Regions from separate parts of the Homo sapiens genome. Here region 2 is linked to region 1. Evidence: read pairs that join two places in POLR2A ChIA-PET (ENCODE). Cell type or tissue: MCF 10A. All regions are shown on one strand. Links, peaks and the distances in the headings refer to the core of each region. The heading gives the core; the rest is flanking DNA.

Region 1 (2,922 bases), core at 280-2,779:
TGTGCCTGCTTAAAATCCCTTCCTGATTCTCTGTGACCAACAGGGTAATGACCAAGTTATTTCCTGGTACTTTACAATCTGGCCTCAGCTCTCCCCACTCCCCCACATTGAGGCCATTCCCAACTCAACATACCCACACAGCAGCCTCTGCCACGGCTCCTGCTTTTACACATTTGTATCCAGGGCCTGGACCATCCTCTCCCAGACACCTGGACACCCTGACCCCTATCTTCCTGCTCATGCTTGAAGACTCTCAGATTTAAAGTAACTGCCTCCCTAGGGAATCCCTCTTTGAAATACCACCTCCCCGCTTTTTTCCTCAGACAGATACTCTTTTTCCTACAGGATCTTGTACTTTTATTATAGTTGTTTATCTGCCTTTCAGAAATGACTGTGGTTATTTGAGAACAGAGTCTTGTTTATTTTTTGCTTCAAGACTTAGCACAGTACTTGGCTCATCTGAACAGGACTCTGTGAATGCTTGCTGAGTGAGCAGCTGTCCAATACTCCCCTGAGAGCCCCATGGTGATGGACATGTGACAGGAATTCAAAGGCTTAGAGACTGGCACATGCTAGTTGCATGATATTGTGGTAGGTACTCATTTAACCCTAATACACATGGTGAGGATGGAAACACAAAGCTGCCATTGCCTTTTAATTCTCAGGGCAATAATGAGTTTCAGGGAAACAAAGCCTTCAACCCCAATCTTTCCAGAACTTCAAAAACCTGATGAGAAGGAAGTACTTTTCACCAGAGAAAGAAAAGTATTTTATAGCAGCAGAAGAAAAAAAGCTCAAGGCAAAAAAAAAGCTAATGAAAGAACATCCAAACTGCTCTTTCAATTGTTTCTGTGTCTGTATGCCTGGCAGCAATCAAATTACTTCTAAAGCAACTTCAAGCTCTGAAATTGTTATTCTGTGATAAAAGTATTATTATTAAAGAACAATAATTTACGTAATTTACCCTATTTTAGCATAGTTTACCAGAGTTTGCAGTACATCAATGTTAATTTAAATACCTTGAAATCTATAATTTTAATGTTGACAGACCTTAATAAAATGCATATGAATCCTCATTTTTAAACAAATATTTGTGTAACACCTATAATATGCCAATCATTCCAATGAACATTGGGGTATAACAATGAATAAAACGATTTCTGCTCTTGACAAATTTGGTATTTGAACAGAAAGAAGCATATGAAAAACACTAACAAGCCAGCCATCATGTTAAAATTATTAAATGGATGATGATGGCTCAAAATATAGCAGATGCTCTCTTACCAATGTTTACCTAAAGGACCCCACCCATTTACCCCATATCCTCCATTCTTTTTCTAAACCATACTGATCATTGTCCAGAACTTGGGTTGTAGGCTCTTTTGCAATATATGTATGTACTGCTTCTCCCCCAAGTAGTGTACTTAAGAAGAGTCAGTGGTGTTTGTTCCCAAACCTGTTTATGCCAGTTGTACTTGTTACTAGAATTATGAAACTTAATTCGATATTACATAAACTAATAAAATAGGAGTGCCAAACGAGAGAGTTTTTTCCTTTCTTTGAAAACCAGGTTGATTACTTTGGAGAGTCTTAACAAAAATGAGTCACTTGAGAAAATAGTTGCAAAAGTAAGTACGGGCAAATTTAAAGGTTTAAGGGGAGTGGGGTAGGTGATATAAAGGGATTCTGCCCAGAGATTGGTTCCCAATGCCTTTAGGTTTTCATTCTACTTTAATGTAAGAATCTGAAGCTGAAAATCAGAAGCCAATGAATTTTGGCTGTGATTTAATGTAAGAAAGACTTCTAGGAACTCCAATCAGGTCCTTGCACTCAAAGCAAAGGCCTTGACTCTACAATAAAATATCAGCAAATTAATGTTTAAAGTTAAACAAAATGTTTAGGCTACATAAGTGGCACGTTTTATGATTGATCCCTTTGGCATTTTCAATAAACCATCCAGCTGCTTGGTCCTGGATGTAGCAGATAAGGGTTTTCTCGGAGAAGCCAGGTGGTTTGGTCAACAGCTTTCGGTAGAGCAAAAATATAATAAAGAATTAATGACTTCCTGTTTGTCACAAACAGTACTCCGTGGTATTCGACTATGAGGTTTACTCAAAATGTCGGTTTGTGTCCCGATATTAAAAGGGAGCTCTCTCCAAGATCCAAGGGTGGGCTCCTTACTAGATCTTTAGACTCAGAGGGAGGGAAGCTAGCATATTCTGGGATCACTTCCTGCCCAGTTATTCAGCAGGATTCCATTCCTTTTTGTCTCCCACTGCATCTGAATTCCTGAGCAAGCTTCCAGAACCAAGCATTGCATGTATGGGTCTTCAGCGTGCTTCTTTCTGAGTGCAGCCTCTGAGGGTGGCTTGAGCCTGGATGTCGGGGAAGAAAGGGATTTAAGGAAAAGAGGTCAGGAGAAGCCAAAGCTGGAAGTGTTAAAGAGGGAGAACATTATAGCTTCCTCCACCAGTTCCCTTGGAGAAGAGCCAATCATACTGGAAGCATGCACATCGAAGATGCCAGCATTTAACCCAACTACAGGTGACACTTCTGATGCTGGCTTCATGCATTCAAGTAGTGTTTAGACCATCAGGGAGCTGTTTTCTCGTGGTTTTCAAGCATAACATTACTCTCTCATTTCTTTTTTTCTAAATTACATATTGGTTGACCTGTAAAGACCCAAAGAAATAATTTCATCAAATTCTTTTATTTTATAGTCAACTAAAATTATGAAGAGAAAATGATTTACCCACGATCACACAGCAAACTAGTGGGCAAGCTGGGGCAGGCACCAGGGCCTCTCTGCTTAACAGCCTTCTTTGCTTCCTGGCTCCAGGAACCAGAAGCATGAGCACCCACTGGGAGCTTGTTACAAATGCAGAAACTCAGGCCCCACCCAGGCCCACTGAATCAGACACT
Region 2 (2,922 bases), core at 282-2,781, 63 kb after region 1:
CCCTCAATGACGCTTTCTAGCTTGCTGGCTTTGGACAAGTTACTTAATCTAAGTTCATTTCTGTATCTGGGAAATGAGAAATTGACTCCCAGTGTTGTGCTGGGATGAAATAAGGTAGCATATGTAAAGTGTTCAGTGCACAGCAAGCTCGTATTATTACACTCATCACTAACCAATCACACATTTCCCATCTCTATTGGTTTCCTGTTACTGCTGTGACAAATTACCATAAACTCAGTGACTTAAAGCACACAGATATGTCCTTTTATAGTTCTGGAGGGCAGAAATCTGAAAGGGGTCTTACTGGGCTAAAATCAAGGTGTTGGCAGGGCTGCATGTCTTCTGGAAGTTCTAGGGGAGAATCCGTTTTCTTGATTTTTCTGGTTTCTAGAGACTGCCAGCATTCCTTGATATATAGCCCCTTCCTTTCATTACTCCAACCTCTGCTTCTCACATTCCTTCTTTGACTCTGACCCACCTCCCTCCCTCTTATAAGGACCCTTGTGATGACATTGGGCCCACTTGGAGGATACAGGATGCTCTCTCCATGGCAAGCTCCTTAACTTGGTCACATTTGCAAAATCTTTTGCGATGCAAAGGAATGTATTCACAGGTTCCACATTGTGGAACGCTGGACACACTGGGGGGCCTATCACACCATCTCAAGGACCCACGTAGGTCAACATCCATGCCTACCCTGTCATTTTCTAACTTCCCACTCTGTTTGAAGCTAATGTGAAGCTCAGTCAAATCTAGCTGGCAATGAGGAAGAGCAGTCTGAAGATCAGCATATCTGGTAAATCTGCAATGCTTGTCTTGTATGTCCATTATATAAAATGGGGACATTACGACATTTGGAATATTTAAAATGGAAAAGAGAAATCATAGAACCTACTATTTTTAAGGATTTGAAGGCCTACCACATGGATGCGATCTTGTGCTTCTGTGTCCACAAGATGGTCCTCTATTAAGTATAATATTGAATTGACTAGCCATTAAATCTCCTTCCAACTCTGTGATTCTCAAAGTCATAAGACAAGGGCTAATTGTATATCTGTATTAGTTCGTTTTCATAATGCTGATAGAGACATACCCAAGACTGAGCAATTTACAAAAGAAAGAGATTTAATGGACCTACAGTTCCACGTGGCTGGAGAGGCCTTGCAATCATGGCAGAAGGTGAAAGGCCTGTCTCACATGGCAGCAGATTTGTGAGACTTATTCACTATCATGAGAACAGCATGGGAGAGACCTGACCCCATGATTAAATGACCTCTCACTGGGTCCCTCCCGCAACACATGGGAATTCAAGATGAGAGTTGGGTGAGGGTACAGCCAAACCATATCAATATCCATAGTTACATAGGAGCTTGGCAAAGAAATAGAATCTTAATCCTATACTCTAAGCAGTAAAATTCTATAAGCTATCATGTGAAAAGGAACACAAAAGGGGTGCAGTAGATTACTTGCAAAAAAGGCTGCAATAATTTCTCCCATCCCTGTATGCACATCCTCTTGCAATGTGACTCAAAGCTCTTCCCATCAAGAGGTGGAGCCTATTTTTTCACCCCTCGAATCTGGGCTTGGCCATGTGATCTGCTTTGGGCAATGGGACATCAGAAAATATGAAGAAAGCAGAGGCTTATAAAACGCTTGCATGCTGTGGCTTGTCTTTTTTTTTTTTTTTTTTTTTTGAGACAGAGTCTCTCTCTGTTGCCAGGCTGGAGTGTAGTGGCGATATCTCGGCTCAGCTCACTGCAACCTCCACCTCCCGGGTTCAAGCGATTCTTCTGCCTCAGCCTCTGGAGTAGCTAGGACTACAGGTGTGCGTCACCACGCCCAGCTAATTTTTGCATTTTTAGTAGAGATGGGGTTTCACTGTGTTGGCCAGGATGGTCTCAATCTCCTGAACTCGTGATCTGCCCACCTTGGCCTCCCAAAGTGCTGGGATTACAGACATGAGCCACCGTGCCCGGCTGGCTTGTCCTCTTTTGTTGCTTTTGGGACCCTTGTTATAACTACCATGGGAACAAACTCAGGCTAGCTTGCTGGAGACATGTGGCCCAGTTGCTCCTATTACTTTAGCAGATAACCATAAGACAGCCAGCTCCAAACCCCAGATATGTGATTGAGGCCATCCTAGACTAACCAGCCCCTGGCTGACCCATCAGCTGACTGCATCTATAAGAGTGAGCCCAGGGGAGACTGGCAGAAGACCCACCTAGCTGAGCCCAGCCTAAGTTGCCAACCCACATAAAAAATGGTTAAGTCACTAAGTTTGGGGACGAGTTGTTATGTAACAAAAGCTAACTTACACAAGGGGCAATTTTTCTGATCAAAAGAATCATAGAGGCCGGGTGCAGCGGCTCATGCCTGTAATCCCAGCACTTTGGGAGGCTGAGGCGGGCGGATCACCTGAGGTCGGGAGTTCGAGACCAGCCTGGCCAACATGGCAAAACGCCGTCTCTACTAAAAATACAAAAATTATTAGCCAGGTGTGGTGATGCATGCATGCAATCCAAGCTACTCGGGAGGCTTGAGGCATGAGAATTGCTTGAACCTAGGAGGCAGGGGTTGCAGTGAGCCGAGATCATGCCACTGCACTCCAGCCTGGGCGACAGAACAAGACTCTGTCTCAAAAAAAAAAAAAAAAAAAAAATCATAGAAGTGATGTATCTTAAAAATCCCGGAGGCAAGAATAAATTAATAGTCACGACGTATTTTTAAAATTAGGAGAAAATTTAACCTCTATGAAGGAAAATCCACACTTCAGCTAATGTGACCCTAGGTATGTTACTTATTCTTACCATTTTTGCTTTTTTTTTTTTTTTTGAGATAGAGTCTTGCACTGTCATTCTGACTGGAGTGCAGTGGGGCAATCACGGCTCTCTGCAGCTTGACTTCTCAAGCTCGGGTGATTCT

The links. ChIA-PET counts read pairs that join two places held together with the same protein. Peaks named below come from ENCODE experiments on the same cell type or tissue, not always from the same donor. Only the 100,000 strongest peaks of a DNase experiment are listed, where the experiment ranks them.
Region 2: POLR2A ChIA-PET joins it to region 1 with 5 read pairs; 3 of 35 experiments call an interaction of 5 or more read pairs at or near these places.

What each region holds. Positions count from the first base shown.
Region 1 is chrX:13,932,077-13,934,998 of GRCh38, forward strand. It overlaps a transcript of GPM6B not described here. Among named protein-coding and RNA genes, the nearest start is that of GEMIN8, 96 kb to the right of the region's middle. In MCF 10A, for the core only: no CTCF peak of the experiment used is centred there; a DNase peak (open chromatin) is centred at 1,515.
Region 2 is chrX:13,995,262-13,998,183 of GRCh38, forward strand. It overlaps a transcript of GEMIN8 not described here. Among named protein-coding and RNA genes, the nearest start is that of GEMIN8, 33 kb to the right of the region's middle. In MCF 10A, for the core only: no CTCF peak of the experiment used is centred there; no DNase peak of the experiment used is centred there.